3 separate regions of the Mus musculus genome follow, and all the other regions are linked to region 2. The links are chromatin loops, found by intact Hi-C in ENCODE. Cell type or tissue: heart. All regions are shown on one strand. Each heading gives the region's core, and the rest is flanking DNA. Links, peaks and the distances in the headings are about the cores only.

Evidence for each region. A loop is a pair of places that touch in the nucleus more often than their neighbours do. Peaks named below come from ENCODE experiments on the same cell type or tissue, not always from the same donor. Only the 100,000 strongest peaks of a DNase experiment are listed, where the experiment ranks them.
Region 1: a loop joins it to region 2, with 3 times the contacts of the local background. A loop is called at or near these places in 6 of 42 quality-filtered maps.
Region 3: a loop joins it to region 2, with 2.5 times the contacts of the local background. A loop is called at or near these places in 6 of 42 quality-filtered maps.

The regions. Positions count from the first base shown.
Region 1 is chr1:64,014,951-64,022,509 of GRCm38, forward strand. No RefSeq gene overlaps it. Among named protein-coding and RNA genes, the nearest start is that of Mir6899, 24 kb to the right of the region's middle. In heart, for the core only: a CTCF peak has its summit at 6,478; DNase peaks (open chromatin) are centred at 3,941, 4,481, 5,891 and 6,141; H3K4me3 peaks cover 1,367 bases; H3K27ac peaks cover 3,140 bases.
Region 2 is chr1:63,949,797-63,957,355 of GRCm38, forward strand. No RefSeq gene overlaps it. Among named protein-coding and RNA genes, the nearest start is that of Gm13749, 11 kb to the right of the region's middle. In heart, for the core only: a CTCF peak has its summit at 3,862 (motif pointing right); a DNase peak (open chromatin) is centred at 3,875; H3K4me3 peaks cover 241 bases; H3K27me3 peaks cover 716 bases.
Region 3 is chr1:64,031,409-64,038,967 of GRCm38, forward strand. Klf7 (Kruppel-like factor 7 (ubiquitous)) reads right to left here. Exons shown (of 4, transcript NM_033563.2): 4 at 4,255-4,356. The coding sequence ends at 4,305. Among named protein-coding and RNA genes, the nearest start is that of Mir6899, 7.3 kb to the right of the region's middle. In heart, for the core only: no CTCF peak of the experiment used is centred there; DNase peaks (open chromatin) are centred at 3,893 and 5,803; H3K27ac peaks cover 447 bases.

The sequences.
Region 1 (7,559 bases), core at 1,499-6,498, 65 kb after region 2:
CCTGATAAGCCCTTAGAAACAGTGATCGTGGGACATTTTGTTTGCCTTTCTTGTTCCTTATTGCACCGCTCAACCTTACCACTTGCATGTAATTAAAATGTTATAAAAGTGGATTGAGAAAAAAGTAAACCTGTCTTCAGCCTCAGTATTAACTGGGGTCATGTTACAATGTTGTCTAATTGTCTTTTTATTTCTTTTTAATCCTCACTCCTGTGCTGGAGAACCTGTTGACTGACTGAGCTGGCTTGGTCAGCTGCATATCGTATGGGCTGAGGTTTAAGAATTGGGAGCTCGTGCAAGCTAAAGACTCCAGTGCACTCTAAAACCTTTTTACTTTCTGGTGTTTTATAGTATAGAAACCTGAGAGGTCGCACACAGCAGGAAGCAGAATTAAATACAACTTCATAAAGCTGTTCGCTCATGTAAAAATGAGTTTCTGCTTGCAGAGCGTTTTCATATCTATCATCGTATTTGGAGCCCTGTGTAATAGGAATGACTTTGTACCCAATATCCTCACTCACAGAGAAGGGATTTGTAGCTGAGAGAAATTAGGGCTTGCCCAAGGCCACGTGTTTTTTAAAACTAGGACACAAATTCAAGTCTCCTCTCCAAAATCCTTTGATCTCTTTGTCATGTTGAAATGTACCAGGAAGATGGGAATTACAAAAAAAAAACCAAATGTATGGAGAACACTTTAAAAGCTGAGTTCTGTGCCAGTGACCTCGATGCCACCTTATACAACCTTCAGCTGGAGTTTCTGCTTTAGATACCTTTCTGAGGGCAGCTCAGGCTCTGAAGCATCCACAGCCCAGACAAGAGTGCGAAGCTCAGGGGGAAGCAGGGAGAAACCAAGACCCTTTGGGTTTGTTTTAGAGAACAAGAACTCATGACTGGCTGACTGGAGAGGAGAGGGAGACTGAGGAAGTGAGACTATCTCAGTCTTTTCACCTAAGGAATTGGCTGGACATGATGCTCTTTCCTGACAGAGTGCTCATTTCTCCATGGAGATCAGGAAAGGATGCTGTTGTTCAAACTGCTGAGACCCCTTATCAGTAGGGATAACTCGGAGAGGGCCACCTTTTGGCCTCTCATCAACATAATATCCTCCCCATTCTCTAGTCACAGAGGCCTCCTTCCTGTACCCAGCTCTGTGTCCTGTGTCCCCTTTACAGCACCTCTCTCTCTGGGTGCTCATTCTCATTGGGTCTTCGTTCAAATGTCACAGCCTTAGAGAAGCCTGTTGGAACCATTCAAAAGTTTACTGCCAGGTGCCTTGTCTGTTTCTTCATAGTGTTGTACCAGAATTTTAACTAAAGACATGTTCATATACTGTTCTCCTCAGTCACTGTTTAGCGGCCTTGTCAACTCTGCCTGTTGGGGTATCCCACAAACCTTGAACAATGTCCAGCATATTATCACAGTGGATGCTATGTAATTTATTTCATTATTTCCGGACCTCCCTTGCTCCACAGATGCTAGGTAAGGTAACTAGGTTAAAGATGCAGACTTCTGTTCTACTGCTTGGTTTGACCATTTCATGCCTGGGGGGGGGGGGTTCACGCCTCTGAACTTCCATGCATGCCCTTCCCTCTTCCTGGAACACCTTTTCCTTGCTGACTTTATTTTCACCTTTCCTGACTCAGTTGAGCTTCTCTGTACATCCTCTGCAATACTCTCCTTAGGCAGAACAGTTTTTCTTTTTAAGACCTGGGTGTTTTTGAGCAATGTGAGTCTATGTGCCCGTAATCAAGCTCATATTAAAACTATAGCATTAGGTTGGGACACTAGCTCAATTGACAAAGTGCTTACTGTATGAGCATGTTGAACTGGATTTCATTCTCAGAATGAGATATGCAGATATACTGACCCACCATATATATATATATATATATATATATATATGTGTGTGTGTGTGTGTGTGTGTATATATATATATGTGTGTGTGTGTGTGTGTGTGTGTGTATATATATATATATATATATATATATACATAGAGAGAGAGAGAGAGAGAGAGAGAGAGAGAGAAAGAATGAATCATGATCCCAGGTTGTCTTCCCATGATCCCCCTTTCCAGGAATAGCTACTTTCCACTTACACTCATAGCTACTTTCCACTTACACTCATTTGGATCTCATATGGATATCACAGGCTCCATTATAATGGTCCTGTGTCTTTGCAAAACCACACTTGGCCCTTGCTGGTTGACTGAGGCTGTGCCCCCGACTGAGGAGGAGAAGGCTGCCCACAGTCAAGAGTGGGTATAGGGTGAGCTCTTGGCCCAAACAGAGCCCACCAATGCTTTCCTTGGGAATTATGGTATTGTAACCAAGAAGTCAGTATCTCTGGCTTTGACAAAGGCACTTTATAGCTATGGCGGCCACATTTTCTGAGATGAAGGCAAAGAAGTAGAAGTCTCTAGGAAGAGAACAGTGAAATAAATGCATGGAGGGGAAGGCCTGAGCAAGTGAATTCCCAGTCTGAATGTTTCTAGAAGTACATTCCATCCTATAGTCCTGTACTGAATTGTGTATATGCCGAGATACTTCCAATGAACTCCCCTTTGTGCGAGGCCTTTTCATGTTGAGTTTCTGTCACCACCAAAGCAAATGAATAAGCATAAACACACAGTTCTAACTAATATAAATTGCCTTGAGCATCCTTGAATTCCCAGGGTTTAGCCCAGTCTTTAGCTTAGCATTTACTCATTAGCTAAATTAGTAAATTAATTAATCCCAACTCCTGTATCATAAAACACCAAACGAAAATGCTTCCTCTTGTAAAAGAACACATACAATGGTGTAGCTGTGGCTTCACTTGTAAAACAAAGCTGCCTGCTTTAATCTAAACAGAGTAGAGCACACCTTCTGAGCAAGCAAATTTACAGAATATTTTAACCCATTTATAAACATAAAGATCTGCTAAGTGACGCAAATCTTTGTACAACCTATCATGGTTGAGTTAAATTTGCTCGGTATGGGCTGGACAGCACACCAAGGAGAAATAGAATTAGTAGAGTTGCTTTTTTTAAAATCTCAGGCTTCCTATTTAGGGTCCTACAGCCAAATCTCCCTGGGCTAATGGCCCTCCCTGGGCTCTAGTGTCCTCAATACAAAGGAGAGATGGTGCTAAGGACACAGGCTTAGATCCTGGCTGTTTCCCTAGTTCCCTGTCATGAGAACTATTATTTAAAATCTAGATAATAAAGCAATGAGATCAGATGTGCTATCAGAGTTGGAAACACACTACCACCTGTGATCAGGTTGTGACAGTCACTATCAAGTGTCTCTTAGAGGGGAAACAGCTCCGATGGTCTAGGGTTAGCAAGAGTGAGGCGGACCTGAGTCTAGGTCTACAGCATCGGCTAAAAGAGCAGGCATCTGCGACTGGGGAGGGAGGGAGTGATGGCAAAGACCTGAGGCTTCCTGGAGCTGGTTAGCTAGCCACCTCAGTCCAATTGGTGAGCTCCAGACCCAGTGAGAGACACTGTTTCAAAATGAAGGTAGAGAAAGACAGAGGTGAGACCGGACCTTGACCTCTGGTCTTCACAGCTTATGCATATGTACACACACGCGCGCACACATGCACATTAAAAACTGAAAGTTCCTCTTAGACCACTGTGGGGATGCTTTTGGAACCCTTGACGCCTTTCCTTTTACTCTCATTTCCATCATTTCTCCTTGAAAGCTGCTTCTCAAGGCAGGAATGTTTTCTAACGACAGCGCGTTGGCCTTGCTTACATTTTATTTGGAAGGAAATCCAAATCAGTGAACAAGCAAGTAAATGGAAAAGCCTGCTGCTGGGGAGGGACAGACACGCAGCGGTCATTCTGTTCAGATCGTCTAAAAATACACCATCAAAGACACTGGCCTCCTGTGGGGTGGGGGGTGGGGAGAGCCGCTGGTTCAGGGCACCCAGCTCACTCCAGCCCAGAAAGGAAGGAGAGAACGGAAGCCGACTTAATCACAGTCCCTCTATGGCACGGGGTTTCCTACCCTCTTCCTGCCAGTGCTCTCCAAGAATTGTAGGAAATCAGAGGTCCAACGTGTAAAAAAAACAGCACTTAGCAAAGAAAATGATAAACATTCCTAGCCAGGTTCTGTTTTCTGAGAACACATTGATTAGTTTTTGAGGAATTCAGCCAGTGGAGAAACAGCCGGAAGGAAGCTGGGAAAAGCCCATCTCAGGCGTGAACTAACCAGCTACAAGGTAGACTCTTGAGAAGTAGGGGGGCACTGTGTTTGGGCACCCAGAAGGGCAGTCAAAGAGGTGACAAGAAAACTACACACGTACTAGGAAACCCGATCCCAGTGTTTAGAATTTCTGTTTGTGATATGTATGCTACCACAGCAAGCATACAAGGACGGCCCACTTGTTCCCTTGCATAGACTAGAGAATTCCTGCAGGCATCTTCAAAGGAGCCAGAACAGTACAGGTGGTGTGTGCTCAAGTCTCCTCAATGCTTGTAAAATTAATCTTGGAATATTTTTGGAATTCCAAACTGCAAGAGGAAATCCTGTTTAAAAGATCTGGCGCAGGAGGGGAAGTAGCCTGGTGTCTCCCTCCTACTCTGTCCATTTTCCTTACTTGCAGCCACTGCAGCACTGCTGAAAGATCAAGGCCCAGAGAGGCCAAGCAATGGACTTCAGGCCACACAGCTCACCAGTGTCACAGCCCGAGAGCTAGGGAAATGAATCTAGAGCCTTCTCTTATCCTTTTCTTCTACTAGGCTGTTTTACCCGTGACAAAAGTCGCATATCTTACACACGTTATCTTTGTCCTAATTGGAATGAAATTAGGGCTTTTCTCTCACTGTGTTCTCTGCTCTTGCTCTCATGGAGCTGCCGCGAATGATTCTGATTTTTTTCCCTCTAGCACTGTTCACAGGTGAATGTCACAGGTATGAATGCGGAGGAACCCATCTTTCTGCTAAGGGGAGTCGGCACGCTGTCCCTGAAGGTAGGAGTTCACCACGAATTATTAGCATACACAGCTCAAGTGTCTGCAAGGCTAGATGGAATATTCTAAAGTTTACCTCACGACCATGAAAGGGGCGTAGTTTGTGCTTTACCCTATAGAAGAGTCTCTGGGTGACATTTGCCTTGCTCCTGCCTTACCTATGGCTTACCTGAGTTCTAGAAGGATGAACACACGCACCTTACCAGGGATGAACCATAGCTCTGAACCTGAACAATCGGAAAAAAAAAATTTTTTTTTTCTCTCAGGAAACTGGAATTGGGGACTGGAAGATTATGAGCTTCTGTGGGGAGCCAGGTCATGGCAGGAAAGAAATTAAAAGTGGGGGGGAGGGGGGAACTGACTACTTATGCACGAGATGAGGAACCCAGGAGTTGTGAGAAATACAAAGGAAATGTAGGAGGGAGGGGAAAAGAGGGAGGGAGGGGGAAGCATGAGGAGGGGAAAAGGAGGGGGGGGGGGAAGAGGTGGAGGGAAAAGGGAGAGAAAAGCCTCACCTTCCCACAGGGAGTATTTTTCCCACAGTAGCTTTTCCACACCCCCACCTCTGCATCTTTCTCTGAATCCTAGATAAAGTGGCAGTACTTTTGGGGTTTTTTTTGGGGGGGGGGTTGGTTTTTGGTTTGTGCCCTTTTTTGTTGAGAGGGGACATGTTGGCTTCTGATTCACAGAAAAGCAATAATAGAAGAGAAGATGCCTTGCTCTGAGCCAGGTGACCAGGTGCTAGAGAGAGATGCCCCTTTGAAAACAAGAGAACAAACAAACAAACAAAATGGCTACAGAAGAGTGCGTGAAAACAGAGACGCCAGGGTGTGGGGAAGGCCACCCAGCCCAGCCAGCCTGCTGAGCCCGGGCAGCAGGGGAAGATGGCTGACTTCCAGACACCCATCGACTCCCTGCCCAGCCAGTTGCATTTTCCACCCCCCAGAGCCAATCAGCTGCTCATCACGGCTGCACGGGGAGAGCATCAAAGGGACTTAATAATGGTTGGCAAATGTCAAATTACATTGAATCTAAACCAAATTCCAGACATTTAGGGCTGTGCAGTCATTAACAATCAATTAGTGCTCTCACTTTTCAGTCAAAGCATTTTTATGCTATTTCCTTTCCAGGATCAGGAAGCATGCTTTGCCGGCCCCCACCCCGCCCCCACCCCCAGTAGCAGTAGCAGTAGCAGGACAAGGCATGGGGCTAGCTCAGTCAGTGGAGGAACAATCAAGTCCCTGTTCTCTCTGTGGCTTTGCTTTCCCTATTTGTTCTTCCAATAGGATTTTTCAGGAGGAAATGTTTCAAATTCGTACATTCCGTCCTGCAAACGTGGCTTTTGGCGGAGGGGGGGGGGTCGGGGGGGTCGGGGGGGTGGCGGGGGGGGCAGAAATCGTCTTTCCTCTTTATGGGAAAGCACAACGGAATAAAAAGCAAAGATGTAGAGAACCATCCACAACGGTTTTCTCTGGTTGGACACTAAGGAGTCTGTGCATTGAGGAGCCACACATTCCAACCACAAGGGAGGACAGTCTGTGAACTCATGTCACCTCTAATGGCTCAGGGTTCCGCACAGGAGGATCACATTCCAGCAGCAGGGCCAGTAAGCACTGACCACAGAACAAGACATTGCTCTATTGATTACTGTATATCTGCTTTATCCTTCCCTTTCCAAATTAGATCAGATTTATGGCCAGCCCCTTCCTGTTCCCCAAGCCACCCACACCTTCTCCATCTTGTAGGTCAGGTGAAGGGGATGAGCAAAAACCTATATATGAACATTTTAAGAAAGAACTTTCATAATCCCGAAAATTCCACTCTGTTTGTGTTTCGCTATTAGGGCTCCCAGAAAGGTTATTTTTAGAGAAACTTTCTCAGGATATGGAGAAGCCCATATTCTCCAACTATGACACGCAGTCCTTTCCCTACAGTAGTTGATAAAATATGGACATAGAACTAGACTTAACTCAAAATGCTTTGTTGACAGACATAATTCTACCTCTCTCTAGCATAGGGTTCCTTCAAACCATGGAGGTTCCTTTTCATTCAGCTCAGTCCTAAGTTTCTTCAGATGGTGAAGGAAGTCTTAAAAACATATAGGACTTGGCAGAAGATAAGGTCTCACTGGCTGCTCTGTAGCCCAGGATAGCCCAAACTGTGATCTTATACCCCAACAAGGGTGAGTCCTTTGTACTCAGTATTCCACATTCCACTTAGAGCTTTGTCAGAGCACATCTCTGCGCAGAGTATCAGCTGCCAAGTGCAAACAAGATGACTGACTCAAAGCCAACAAAATGAAGGCTCTTATCTCCAAGGAACTGTGCCCATAGAGGATCGTGCTCAGGAAAGATACAGAGAGGAGATGGGCACAGGACTCAGAATAAAGGTGCCTTCTGTCAAGACCGAAGACCTGAGTTGGAGTTCCAGAACCTATACACCAGGTGAGAACTGTTCCCCAAAGGACACATACACACACACACACACACACACACACACACACACACACACACACATTTACGTGAGCATGCACACACACTCAAGAACAAATGAATGAAGAAGTATAAAGGAAAAGGCCCCTGAAGGCTCCATCTCATTCAGCA
Region 2 (7,559 bases), core at 1,229-6,228:
GAGAGACCCTTAATCCTGTGAAGGTTCGATGCCCCAGTGGAATGCCAGGGCCAGGAAGCAGGAGTGGGTGGGTTGGTGAGCAGGGGGTGGGGAGAGGGGATAAAGGGTCTTTAGAAGAGAAACCAGAAAAGGAGATAGCATTTGAAAATATAGCATAAAGAAAATATGTAATAATAATAATTTTAAAAAGAAGTGTAAAGAACAAAATTCTGAAGAGAATTTTTGCCTTAAACGTCATTGGAGATTAAACCAAATAAGGTTTGTAAAAGATGTGTGCATGTGTACATACATTCATGGAGGGAAGAGGACATCTTATAGTACTCTTCTACCAAGTGGGTCCCAACGGACCAAACTCATGTCATCAGCCGTGGTAGCAAGCACCTCCATCTGCTGACCCATCATCTGGCCTTGTAAAGTATTTTCAGTGACGTTGATGTTTCAAAGCAGAGCTATTGAGGCACTCTGGACCACCTCTTCAGTTCCAGAATAAGAGTGTAGTTAATATTAGTCATTGAGACTATGATTTTTATTCCCTCCATTCCAGCTTTTGTAGGGAACATGCAACCCAGGAAGAGAATTCTCAGGTATTTCAGAATAACATGAAAAACCTCTCTGGACACTGAGACACTTACATTTCTCCCCTATGGTGACATACTTTGTTGCCTCTGATAGGACTTTTCAGTGACCGGGTATTACCAATATTCTCTCCTTTAACTCCTAGTCTCCTGGCACTCTGTTATTCTGGAATCCAAATGGTATCACTAAAAAGGATTTTACCTTTCAGGAAAGACAGAGAATGGAAGGCTGGGTCCTGTAAGGGAAAATGACCAAGTGCAGATGAAAGTGTCTGTACACATATCACAGTGGTCCCCTCCACATCCCTGCCTGCTCAGTCTCCACACACGTATATTAAGATTAATTCGTCACCAATGTCATGAGAAAGATAACATGTCTCTCTCCTGTAAGAACCTCTATTGGCCTCTTCCCTGTTTTTGCCTCTACTGGAATTTTCCCATGTATATCTCTGGTTTTCTGCAAGCTAGTTCTACATTCCTCTCAGAAAGCTGGGGTCTCTGTATCACATGGGCACATCTAGCATAAAGCAAGAGTGGGTTATCAATGGCTTTTTAAATGTTATTTCAGATAAAGAGGGGAAAAAAGAGGGAGTAAGTAAGATCGTTGTTTGAAGTTATCCAAATAAATCACAGCCAAAGAGAAGATGAAAGTTAGAAGTCATAATCCGACCAGAAGGCATTAGATGGCCTGGGGTTACTCATCTCTTTTTCAGAATGATACCTTCAAATCTTCACCAGCTTCTTGCTGGAAGATGACCTTCAGAGGTTGGCCTTGACACAGGTCACCATCCAGTGAAATTATGGTTGGCAGACACCAGTAATCTTGCTCTGAGTTGAGGTCCAAAATGCTGTGCCAATCACTAACTAAACTGTCTTTTAGTTTCCTAAAATAGAAAATAGATTATCCATCCCCAGGCAGGCAAAGGTTTCTGGTGTGTTCAGCTACACACTGTCTCTCCATTTGCCTTCGTTATTTCTCTGCAAATCCATTTATCCTCATAGGTCACTTTGAAATGTCATCCCATTCCCTTCTGTGTACCTTCCTCTGCTTTCTGAGGGGCACCGCCTCCCTACTGCTCCTCTTGAGCATGGTATCGAGGTGTCTTCATTCTTTCAGGAGATCACTGTCTCCGTCATCTAAAGTCAAACACATTATGGCAAGACCCTTCTCCCCAGTTAGGACTCCAAAGTGGCTTTGAATCTTAAATCATTTGGTGTGTATCAATATCAACATCTTGGAAGATAAAATGCTGTGTGTGTGTGTGTGTGTGTGTGTGTGTGTGTGAGAGAGAGAGAGAGAGAGAGAGAGAGAGTAAAAATACCATGTGAATTTGAGACTAACATGTCCTTCATTTTCTAGTAAAGAGACAAAAATAAGTTAGTCTCAAGGACACTGTGTAGTGGCTGAGGAGGAAGGGAAGCCGAAGGGGGACTACTGTTTCTTCAGAAGCTCAAACCAGGAAATATCTGCATGACCCCGTGGACTTTTTCAACAGATTATCTGGGGAAGACAAAAGGCTTCCTTCCAGGAATTGATGATAAAGGCTCAAAGAACCAAAAGCGAGAAAAGACATATGTTAGGAAGCTGGGTCGGCGAGGAACGGGTTCAATCCTGGAACAAATCCCCAGTGCCTGCACTTGACTGCTATTTTAATGTAGACCTTGCAATTCATCTCATACGTTTTTATCATTCCTAGAGTTTCCTGGGAGAGCTGTGAGCTATCTCCACTACACTGTCAGAATAAGCTGCCTCTGGTCCTCCTGCCATGAGGGAGGAAAGCTGTGCTCCCCCTCAAAAAAGCTTTCATTAGGGTTTCTCTCCAGGGATGGAGACAAAGGACACATCCAAACAGGTGCCACCGCTAGGCCCTGCTTTGCTTTGTTTGTCTGCAGCCAGGCGGAAGCCAGGTGTTATCAGAGCTTTTCAGATGTGCGCCTCTGACAAAATCCAGGGTTTCTAAAGGATGAAAATGTAACTGCTTTAATATGAGGCCAGGAAAGAGTCACAGAAACGCCCTGGCCACTCTTGGGTGCTATCAAAAGTAGAGCTCTACTCTTATTTGCAAATATCCCTTCCCCTGGCCTCTTCCACCCAAAGCCATACAACCAAGAGACCCCAGAGCTAAACCCAGGCTTGCAAAGAATGATAACGGTAAAGGGCATCTTTAATTAAATGTCATTACAGTTTGGATAAGGTTGCAGTGTGGGCTAGCATGACACACATGTCGCAGCATGTATGTGGAGATCAGATGGCAGCCTGTGGAAGCTGATTCTCCCCTACTACATGGATTCCAAGGATTAAACTTCCGGAACACCAGGCTTGGCAGCAAACACTTTTACCTGCTGAGCCATCTCGCCAGCCCGCCATTTTAAATAATAGGGGAAATGTGAATGCATTTCTCTAGAGAAAGAATAATTTTCGGGTTTTTATCTTTTTTCAAAGGATCTATAACCTTCCGTTCCACTCAAAGGGACACTAGTTGAATTTAAGCAATTTGCCTAATTAGCTGAGTTTGATTCAGTAAGTAAGAATGTTTTGGCTTTATGTAAGAAATCATTTTTTTGCTATTGCTACTTCCAAGGAACGATGTTGATAGAGAAATCTGTCACCCCACTGTTTTTCATGCTGACCAGTCTAAGAACTTCGCAAATGCACCCATTCTGTTGAGCCAATTCAAGCGTGTCACCCTCCATAATTCTTAAAGCTGTTCTTCAGAAATGACGGCTGGCCTTGTGAGTCTGTGAGTTCAAACAGAAACCTTTGATGCCTATCTATTCGCTTCTTTCTGAAAACAGATCTTTGTTTATCCCAACACTCCCACCGTAAGGTGGACTCCGTACATAATTGCTCTAAAGACCAGTGGACTCAAGGTTCTCTCCACTTTGGAGCTCTCTGCCTGTGCACACAGCTTCTGCCCTGTGTCCTCTACCCAGTCCTTCCTTGTGTAAATAAGGTTGGCGCCTCTTCCGGAGATCCCAAGGGTAGAATCCTATTGGTGCCAGGTACTCATTACTGTAAGTGGCGCCTGTTACCCGCCTCGGGAGCAGAAGGCAAACATAATGATAACAACTCCCCACACCAGTGGCCTCCCCGACCTAGTTACTTATTTTTAATTAAGATGGCAATGCAACACCTTTCCATCTCCTCGAGGGATTGCTGTGTTCCAGTTTAAAGGGGGCTGGAGAAGATGGCTCTGTACACCCAGATCTTTGCTTCTAAAGACAGGAGAGGCCATGTTTTCTGGTTGGTGGTATTCGAGGCGGCACGAAGCAGGTGTTTTCCAGGAGGTGGCAGTGCGCTCTAAGGCAGGCTGGGCCTGCCTCCCGTATCACCCAAAGAATATTGTAATTGAGACATAGCATTATAATGCATTCCAGCCCACACAGCTGTGCGTGTCACCTCGGGAAGCTTTTTACCAGTTTCAAAGTCACCGCAACCAGGGTAGGGAGATGGAAGCATGGGGGGGACACAAGGCAAAAGTGGGAGGAGGCTCGGCGGGGGCGGGGGGGGGGGGCAAATCAGGGACACTTGGCTTTGTTGTGAGTGGAGTTTCAATACTGAAGAGCCAGGGGCCACCCTGATACATATTTACGACTGTTCCAGGCTCACCTCTGAGGACCAATAAAAGGAAGCTGAAGGACTCTTGTTTTGTCTGCATCTTAATTCCAGGTTTACAAGAAATATTCCATTACCCCAATTCAGAGGCCAAGCATCCTTCCTTTATAAATGAGATGTCTCCTTGTCAGGAGGGGTGAAGAGCATGGTGAACCTGTCTCCTCCTGAGAGGCGTGTGTGTTGGGTGGGGGTGGGGGCGGGGTGATGAGAGAAGAAAGAGCTTTGCCTGACCCTGTGGTTCCCAGTGCCTGTGACATCTCAGGACCAAACCAGAGAAAGCAGACCAAGGACTGTAGGAGAGGACTTTCCCCAGCTTTAGTCTGTTGGCAGAGGTTCTGTTTTTCACAAGTACAGCGGTAAGAATGAGTGGACCTGATAGGATCAGAGTCAAGGGCACTGAGATGACCATTCAGTGTCTCCATTTAGCTTCCTGGATGTGTTCATAGTGAGGGGGGTTGACTTCCTTTTCTCAAGTCTCTTGTGTTTGTGAATTTGTTTACTTATAGCTCTTTGAAACTTGTCTGAGACCCTTGTGTGACAGAACAATGAGGTCTATTAGATGAGTTGCTTGGGAAATCTACACAGCGAATTAGTATTTGAAGAAAGCGAGCTCAGCCTTTCTTTTTTTATTATTTTTTATTTTTATTAGATGTTTTCTTCATTTACATTTCAAATGCTATCCCCAAAGTCTCCTATACCCTCCCCCCACCCTGCTCCCCAACCCACCCACTCCTGCTTCCTGGCCCTGGCATTCCCCTATACTGGGACATATGATCTTCGTAAGACCAAGGACCTCTCTTCCCAATGATGGCCAACTAGACCATCTTCTGCTACATATGCAGCTAGAGACATGAGCTCTGTGGGTACTGGTTAGTTCATATTGTTGTTCCTCCTATAGGGTTGCAGACCCCTTCAGCTCCTTGGGTACTTTCTCTAAGCTCAGCCTTTCTCTACCCGTCCTCAAACATATCCAGAGGCTGCATTGTTCTAATTGAGTTCTGTCTTCTCTCACCCTCTCCGATGGGAAACTTGTTCTGTGCTCTCTGAAGAGGTCATCTGGAAAGCTCTCCCTACCACACACCCATATCTAGTTCTAAGAATAATCCAATTTACAATGCACAAAGTATCATTTGTATGCTGTACCCATAGCGTTTGAAAGATGCCATCTTTCTATTGGCATCTGTTGTTTTATTTTACATGTGGGTCCATGTAGAGGGACAAGGTGGATGCTGGGAGCGTTCCTCAAATGCTACACCTTATTTACTGAGGCAGGGTTTCTCAGTTGAGCCCAGAGCTCACCTCTATGGCTAATTTGGCTAACTATCGGGCACCACAGAGTCCATCTCCACATTTCAAATGTGAGAACTACCAGTAGGTTGCCATACCTACCAGGAAAATGTTTTTAAAGTCAGAAAACAAAGCAGATTAACATGCAATTAAGAGAAGAAAATTGGTTTTGAGGACTAGGTGATATTCTTCTATCAAGAGGCCGATCTTTCTTAGTGGAAATCAGACTGCATTCTGGGTAAGAAGGAAGGTGCACTCAGTTTGCAAAGCACGAGAAACAACTTAGCAAATATAGAACGTGGTGGTAGAATGGGGTTCATAGCAGTTCAAAAGGCCTACCAACAATCAACTAAGGGGGAGTAGAACATTCCCAGACAGGTGAACATACCTGTCACAGAAGGCAGGTAGAACATGAAGACTCCACAGAACATTCAGAACACTTAAAAGAATAATGATCAGAAATACTACAATACAAATTATGGAAGAAAATGATTGGGCAAACCCTTGAACGTTGTGGTGTGGTAACAAGGTCCGATGAACAAGATAAACTGATAGATAATAGGTCACAAAAGAAAGCATGCATGGCATAGGCAGGCATCTTAGACAATACACAGACAGAGCAGGAGGACAACAACCCAGACCAATGCGACAGACACATTCATCCCAGTAAGACGGATGCAATGCTCACCTTCAGTGATTTTTTGTTTTATCAATCTGTTTACCCCTTATATGGTTTATAAATCCCATTGTAATTAAAATATTTTCCAAAAAATAGCTTCATATTTAAGTCCTAACTCAAGAAATCAAACATGTGCCTGATGCTCCACTATCCCAGGTAGTTCCTATTGACCATCTGGCAGGCATGTGATATCATTAGCTATATTTAAACTCATAAATATCAGCCAAGAAGATTGAGGAGGTGCCAGGATGATACAAATTATTCATGGAAAATGGTGTCCCATTGTCCAGAAAGGGCACAAGCCTGAAAAGCAACTCATTCAAAGTCAATTAGTACATGTGACAATGTCCTTCCTCTCCATCACAGAGAGAAACTTCAAGTGTGGGAATCCCAGATAATACAACTGCAGCGTGTGAACTAGCCTAAAGCTTTTACATGCTTGGATATTGAGAAGGGATTCAGTTTTACAGAACTGCACAGGAAGACTGGTGTATGGATGTAAGGACACTTTTAGATCAAGCATATCACTCACCTTGGTCTCTCTAAGCTTCCTATTGGTAACCTGTGTACTGTGTTCACTTCCAGATCTGTGGGAAACATTTCCCTGTTGTTTTCTTAGCTTCAGACTATAGGACAATGGGCAGCATAGGATTTCATCTTGTCTCAACCCTTAGTACGTTAGCAGTGAGGCAACGTGTGGTGACACATCATAGACTTGGGTCATTAGTTTGTAGGCAAGAGAAGCTAATGAGGTCATCACAGAATAGGGGACTTTCTAGGTATTAGTTCTTTCCCTACTAAAGGAAGAATGGAATCACGAGGCTTAGCACATACAGGAAGCAGGAACTGAAGTGACAGTAAGTGACTCTCATCATTTCTTTTGCCCTTGTAGCCACTGTTCTGAGGATAAAAATCTAGAGAAGGAGAAATGGAGTCTACCTGAGTCATATGCTTGGTGGTACCTAGGCAGTAAGTTCTCCCAGTAAAAGAGTCAATAGCCCCTGTAGCTTATATAGTCAGGACATCTGAGAATACATTCAATTAGGAAAAAGTAATCCCAGCATGGAAATTAGGCTACTGCTAGAAAGGAAAGATGGATGTGGAGAACCCAAAATTCATCACACACACACATGCAAACATGCATGCAAGCATACACATATAGGCATGCACACATACATAGAGTGCTTACATACAGACACACACATGTGCATGCACATGACCTTGCACAGAATGACCAAACAAACAAATACACATACATGCACACACAGGCACAGACACACACATACAGAGAGCTCAGATAAACATAGATACACATACATGTTCACACAGACACGCACATAGAGATATACTCACACCACACACACAATGTGCTCAGACATACCTAGACACTCATACATGTTCA
Region 3 (7,559 bases), core at 1,499-6,498, 82 kb after region 2:
TGAAGTAACACACGCAGAAGAGGAGATATAAGTAGTCCCCACATTTACATTATGAACTGATTCCCACAGAGGAAATCACTCAGAACCGTGAAAATTAATCACACTGAGGTTTGCATTGGCAAACCATTTCTTTGGGCTTTCCCATGGGATGCAGGAGTGGAGGCTGCAGGCAGGACAGTTCTGAATGCTTGAGTTAGCCAACCCTCCCCCTCCCCCATTTGTTTTCCCTTGGATGCAAATAGACACAGATCATTTGGAAGCATATCCCAAATTCAAGTCCCTAAATACACTCTTCTCTAATTTCAAAGAAGATTTAAAAATAAAAAATAAATTAAAAAAAATTCCTAGGAATCCATCCTGCTCATCAGACATGAGGTTGGCTCTCTTTTTACCCTGTTATCATCAGGCGATCAAAGATGGAAAAGGGTAGAGGTGTGCATGGGGAGGTGGCAGCAGGGAGAGTGGGGAGTGGTTGAAGGGCTTTGGGAAGGAAACTGGGACAGGGAAATGGCCAGCATGAAGGTCATTGGGGGGGGGTCTCCAATATTTTTACAAAAATGCAGCTTTAACTTGGAATCCAAACATCTCTTTCTTTCTGGACAAAGTACTCATCCACATAGGCATGAGGTTGGGCCAGTAAGCTGACAGTGGGACAGGAGGCCAGGAGCAAAGAGCAGCATTACAATGTCGGTCCCCACATCCCTGAAGGTCACGTGGAGGAGAAAGAGAAGTAACTTGAAGTAAAGAAAATCACCAGTGGCTTAGAACCATGTCTTCTACATAGCCATCTCTGGGCCCTGGATAGAATGCTCAAGAGGACAGCCTATGCCACATTTATGCCAGGCTTGCCCTTTCAAATCTGGGATCCCCTTGGAATGCTAGGAGGTAATGTCTTAAATTGTGAAAGGGATTTCATGTTTCAAATATCCATGACACCATTCTAGACACCCAGTCCTCTTGGGAGCAAAGGACACGTTGAGGTTATTTCTTGAAAAACCTGCTCCCTCCAGAGGCATCAAGCAACTGCCTCTGCAGTTGAGGAAGAATGGAGGAGGACGTGTCATAAACCTATTTCTAAAATGTCCAAGGGATACCCACCCCAAGCTAAGGACTCGCAATCTTCCACAGGTCTTCACTGGGGTTAGAGAAGAACAGATTCAAAGCCATGCGCTTAGCACCCACCAAATTCTCAGGCCAATTCCCACAGCCAACAAAGGACTCTGAAGCAAGCAAGCACCATCATGGTATCTCAGTGCGCCCTGCTCCAAGAGAGATCAGGAGCAGATCACAAAGACCTCACTGATACAAAAGAGAAATTACCAAACATTTCAGACACCAAAGAGGACCAAGGGGCCTTTGTTCTGCCACATTCAAATGAAACCACAGATGGCGAGAGGGACAAACAGCAATGATTACTCTTTTGCATTTCTTTCTTTTCTTTTTTTTTTTTTTCCTTTTTCTTTTTTTATAGAGCCTTGCATTGGTCAGTACAAAAAAAAATTAAATTAAGTACTATAAACCTTAGTAATGACAATTTGAGAGTAAGAGCAGCTCCAGCCTGGGAGAGAACATCTGTAAATCGTGGCAGCCATGGCTTAATGCCATCCCTGGCGTGTGCGTGCATTCATGCTGGACACTGACTGCTACAGACTGGGAAGAGAGAAACAAACCAACAGAATTTGGGCAGTCTAAAGTTTCATCTAGTGCACTGACTGGAGGCGCTACAGTTCAATACAGTTGAGGTTCAAGGTCCCTCACACGTCCTTCATCCAAAAAAAGGATGCAGCACACATTCAAATAGAATCCCATGGTATGCCCTGATGGACTGGCTGCAGAATGCACTCGATTGCAGTAGAGAACGAGATTGTCAGCAAGCAGTGCTCCAGAGCAGTTTCTAAGTCATGTCCACTTTTAAATCTTTGGAATAAATCAGATTTCTTTTTTCTTTAATACCCTCCAACTAACATATACATAATTGCTTCTGGCAAATGGAGTATGTGTGTGTGTGTGTGTGTGTGTATGCACCCGTGCGCACACGTGTGTGTTTACAATGGTTTCTTTTCTTTTTTTCTTTTTGGTCTAAATTGGAAAAAAAAAGTAAAACAAAAATGAAATTTCTAAAGGCTAGACCTCGAAATGCCCCAACTGTCCAACTGGAAGCTATAGCATTTGTGACAAAGCGGTCCCTTTACCCTCAGACAAGTAGATTCAACATTTCAGTAAAACCAAAGCCGTAGAAAGCTGAGAACCCAAGTGCCAAGGATCTTGAAGGTTGCTGTCATATGTGTTTGTGTTGCTTATATTATTATTATTATTTCTTTTAAAAGACTTCAGTTTTGCATCCCAAATATGTATGGGCGGCATTTTAACAGTCAGTGGATAAAACAGTCAGAGGAGGGCAGGAGGGAGCCAGCTGGTATGAGGGTGCAGCAACCTTGTACGGACCAAACGCCACTTTTGTTTGTTAGACGCGTCTTGAAGGGATGGTCCCAGAATATACAAAATATACAATCTGCCTTAATACCCACCCCGCTTGCTTGCATAGGCCAGTTAATGGTCCTAAAGGCAGTCTTTGGAGTTTAGGCCAGTGCCAGCTAGCTAAGAATTCGGGAAGATAGAAACCAACATTGGATGTGTGTGTGTGATATGCAAGTGAGCAATATAAATCCCTTGGAATCAGCTTTCAGGGTAAATATGAGGCCTCTGTTGATCTTGGGTGCTCTAGGTCACAAGCCATGGTGGGTCTAGCCAAAAAGAACCAGTACCCCCTAAAGAAAGCGCCCCCCCACCAACACCCGTAGAGACATCATAAGAGTGACACATTCACCCTTTCCTTAATGGACAACCTTCATTCCCACAATGGCATTTTGAAGTATGCATTTAACAAGTGGGTACCATGATCTCAGAGGGTGAGTGAGGGAAGGGATGGGATGATGTTTTGTGAAGCCTCTAGATTTGGGAGGCATCCGCGGACTCCCCCACTCCTGGAAAGAGTGAGATTTTTGGCTTTTTTGTCAGGTCATAACCCAGAGTTAGATTAAATACGCAGCTGCCCTTTGAGACTAGCGAGATCTATGCTGTAAGTAGTTATAGGGTAGCAAGGACAGTAGAGTAGCCGCTCACTGTGAGCTGAGGTCATCACGCCTTAAGGAGGGATGAGAGAACTCTGATGTCCCATCTGATTGGCTGCTTCGAGAGCTAGACATCCAGGTGCCGAGAGAGTCCTGGAGAGGTTTAGTCCACGGAGAAAAGATAAAACATTTAAGCTTCCAAATAAGCTTTTTTTTTTTTTTCAAGTTTTCATTAGCAAAAAATCAGAGAGATTTAAAAAGAAAAAATCTAGCACTGGCAAGAAGGTGAGGCTCAAGGGGTATACTGTGATTTATCATCAAGGACTTTTATTCTCTTGGCCACTTTGCAGTCATGCTAGAAGTTTTCAGAATCCCTAGTGCATATGATGTGCGAGAGTCAAAAAAAGTAAGAAAAGAAAACTCCTCCCTCGAGAGTAAAGTCTAGAGAGATGCAGGCCAGAAAGGTGTAAGGTGTAAATCCACAGTCTGCTGCCGCTAAGGCCGTTGGTAGCAATTCAAAAGATCTCACTGGTCCTAAGAAGAACCAAAACCAACCGACAGTTCTGTGAGGAAGTCTGACGTACGGAATAGTAGGACTTTTCACACACAAAGGACAAATAACCCAGGAGTTAAGTTTGGCTACCAAACTGCAATTTGGTTTTCTAGGTCAATCTCCCCCAACTATTTAAAAAGAAACATTAGTGCTACACATATGCAACCATAAGATGTTGGATTCTCTTATCACGTTGCACTGAGAAGTTATGTAAGCCTCTTGGACTGCGGCCACCATGGAGACAGACATCCGTTTGCTTTGTTTTCCATTGGCAACATTGGGAAGTGATCCAGTAGCGCTGGGGTCAGCAGCCAGTGCCTTGCCGAGTTCACCTGGCTTCCTTCTTCCTTGTCTTCTATCATCTGGCTAGGGCAAGGCATAAGAAATAGACGTATATACTTTAAATATAGTTGAGTGCATGAGAGTGGATCTGTGTGTGGGTCTGTGTGTGAGAGGGTGTGTGTACGTGTGCGTGTACATGTATGCACACAGAGGTTTGTAAGCGAGAACTTTCTTCTGCGAGGCAGTTCTCCCCGCCTGAAGTCCAGCCCTCTGCCTCACTGCATTTCCTTCGGACATTGGCTGCTGCCATGGCAACTCTGGCCTTTGCGGTGTTTTGTTCTTGTTGTTTTTTTTTTTTTTACTTTTGTTTGTTTTTATTTTGTCTTGTTTTGTTTTGTTTAGATATGTCTCTTCATATGGAGCGCAAGATGGTCAGACCTGGAGAAACACCTAGAACGACAAACAACAAGCATGTCAGAGAGGTCCAGCTACTTTTCTCAGTTTTAAAGAGAGACAGCACTTGTGAGTTATGGAGAGACGAGGAAGTGTGCTGGAGGAGTCAGCTCGGGTCAGACTGCTTTAATTCAGACCCTAGCTCTTCCAGTAGCAGCGTGGCTGATGGGGACACTGTCTCTTACGTTTATTTAAGGATTAGGCAAGAGAAGTATCATAATATCACATCGCACAGAGTAAGATGTCACTACACGGGGACTGTTATGATTATAACTATACTTATCTAAGAAGGAACAAAATGTGGAAGTGCTCTCTAAACACATGACATGCTCATGCACTGTATATACAATAATGAATAACTGGCCTATGTCACCAGTTAGTAGAACACTGATGTTTCAACACCCACTTTGCTGTCTCGGGCTTTACCATGAAAGCCTAGGAGTGTATTGCCTATAATTCCAGGTCCACACAGGCATAATATATTCACACCAAGACAAAGAACAGAGTGGTGTTCACAGATAGCCCCAACACTATCCTGGGGACATCTCCATGATGAGTCAGTCAGTGTGTGTGTGTGCATCTGTCTGTCTGTCTGTCTGATTCAGTATGTGTTAAAGAACTAAGGGGAGGATACATAGGTGGAGAGTCATGGAATAAAGACTGGGGCTGAGGCTCTTGGACTAACACTTGGGGCTTAAGTTCCATAATCGAGCACCTTCCTTGGCAGATGCTATGGTCATCTTCCTTCCTCTTTACTCTGATGGTAGACATATGAGAGTCTCTTGGGTAGAAACCCTTTTATGTTCTCACTAGTATAAAGCTGACCTTCCTTCTAAAGTGAAAGCCATGGCGGCAGTGATTGCTAAGCAACAGTCACATGACACACAGAGGCCAAAGGAAAGGTGGTTCTATAGCTACTGAAATTACTGGAAGAGAGACATGCTCCTTCCACTGGGAATGCTAAATTGCTAGGAGATGAGCTTTGAGCTGCTAGTGTGCCCATACTGCCGCTGGAGAAGGAAGTGAGCAGAGAAAAGAATCTGGATGGTATCTGGGAACTTGGATTTAGCCAACCTTAAAGACAAACTGAATTCCATTTCTAATAGTTATTCGAGCTAATAATCTAAGCTTGTTAATAAGTAGCCGTTTACACTGACATCAGTCTAAGGCAGGTTTCTGCATCTTACCAATAACAGTGTGGGCATTTCCGTGCTCTAACAGTTTGCAATATCAGGGTCTGGCGGAAGTACCTGCTGTGATGCATGTAAAGCAACAGCCATGCATGGTCTGGCTGTGTGCTCTCTCCTTAAGCTAGCCCTTGCCTGGACTATGACAACATTCCTAGGCATCGCTGTAGCTTGAGATAGCTCCACCACTCAAATTCCTTGCTAGGACATTAGCAAGCTACCCATTCAGGCTTGCAGAGTTTCCTGTCCAAAGCAAGGCTTCCCTGTGTTTGCTCATTCTTAAACAAACAAATCACAAATCCACCCTGTTCCCTGACCCCATACTCTCCACACCCTCTGTTTATGCCCATTCCTTAAATAGGTACATGTGTACAACAGTATCCCAGGAGATGATAAGAAAAAAAGACAAGGCTGGGCCAGTGGTGGCGTACGCCTTTAATCCCCGCACTTGGGAGGCAGGGGCAGGCAGATTTCTGAGTTTGAGGCCAGCCTGGTCTACAGAGTGAGTTCCAGGACAGCCAGGACTACACAGAGAAACCCTGTCTCGAAAAACAAAACAAACAACAAGAAAAGAAAAGAAAAGAAAAAAAGAGAGGAGAGGGGAGGAGAGGAGAGGAGAGGAGAGGAGAGGAGAGGAGAGGAGAGGAGAGGAGAGGAGAGGAGAGGAGAGGAGAGGAGAGGAGAGGAAAAAAAAAAGACAAAGACAACAGAAAACTTACAGAACAGGAAACTTACAGCATAACAATCTACTACAAGATCCCCCGAATAACAGTGCCAGTCCCAGCAGCTTATTTTAGGCCCTTAATTTAGAGTGAACTTGTTATCTGGACTGTCCCTATGAAACAACTGAAACAGATTCAAGGTATTATAAAACAGTGATATAGCTAAACAGTCTTCGGGATATTCAGCTTTGAACTTGCACAATTCTGTACTGTCATGGGACTCACTGTCTTGCTCTCTTCCCTTCCCTCCATCCCCCCCCCTTTTTTTTTTTGCCTTTTCTAGCATCTAGAGGCTGCCCACACCATTTCTGGAAACTCCAACCCTCCATCATCAAAGTAGAATCCTTAAAAATGCCAGAGGCGGGTGAAAGAGCCAGAGCAGCTGGTATGGCGGAGGACCGGGAGTCTCCAGCAGTGAACGTGGGCAGCCTCCGGCCCAGCAGTTCTCAACCTGTGGGCTGCAACCCTTTCTCAGGGGTCACCTATAGCCATCAGTATACACAGATTTTACATTAGGATTCATAACTATACCAAAAAAAACTATAAAGTAGGACGAAAATAATTTTACGCTTGGGGGTCATCACAGCGTGAGAAACTGTATTAAAGGGTTGCAGCACTAGGAAGGTTGAGACCCACTACCCTAGATCCCGGAAAAAGGCAATAAATCAACTCCAGACCCTCAAACCTCTAGAACAGACAGGCTACTGACATAGCCTTGGGAGAGGGACTTATGTTGAATTGAAAGTTATTAGACTGTCAAGAGAACGATTTTGTAATGTAAATTAGCACAAGGCGCCTGGTTGCTATGGCAGTGGTCAGGGTGGGGTTAGGATCCGAGAGAAATCAAGAGAACAGGCCCTTGGAATCCCGTGTCCAGGGTAACTGGGGATTTGAACAGGTGTGATAAGGAGAGGCCCTGGCAGAGGGTTAAACCCTTTACTTTGCTTCTTAGGTGCTGGGAACATGTAACATTATTCACCCAGTCACACGTGTTCAGCTTTTCCTCTGCTCTACTGTGACAGGTCATCTAGCCATATATGCCCAACTATCTGCCCTTATCCTGTAATGCTTTTCAGGAAAACAGCCAAGTCCTTTAGCATGGTATGAAATACACGCTGTGTGCCAACCGACCCCAAACGGGCATCTTCATTTGCTCAAATTCCAGGAAATGTTTGATACTCAGACCTACAACAGATCCCCACCATTAAGACCTACAACAGATTCCCCACCACTCAAATTCAACAGACCAGGTCAGGTACTTGGGTGGGATTAATTTATATTTATCAATTTA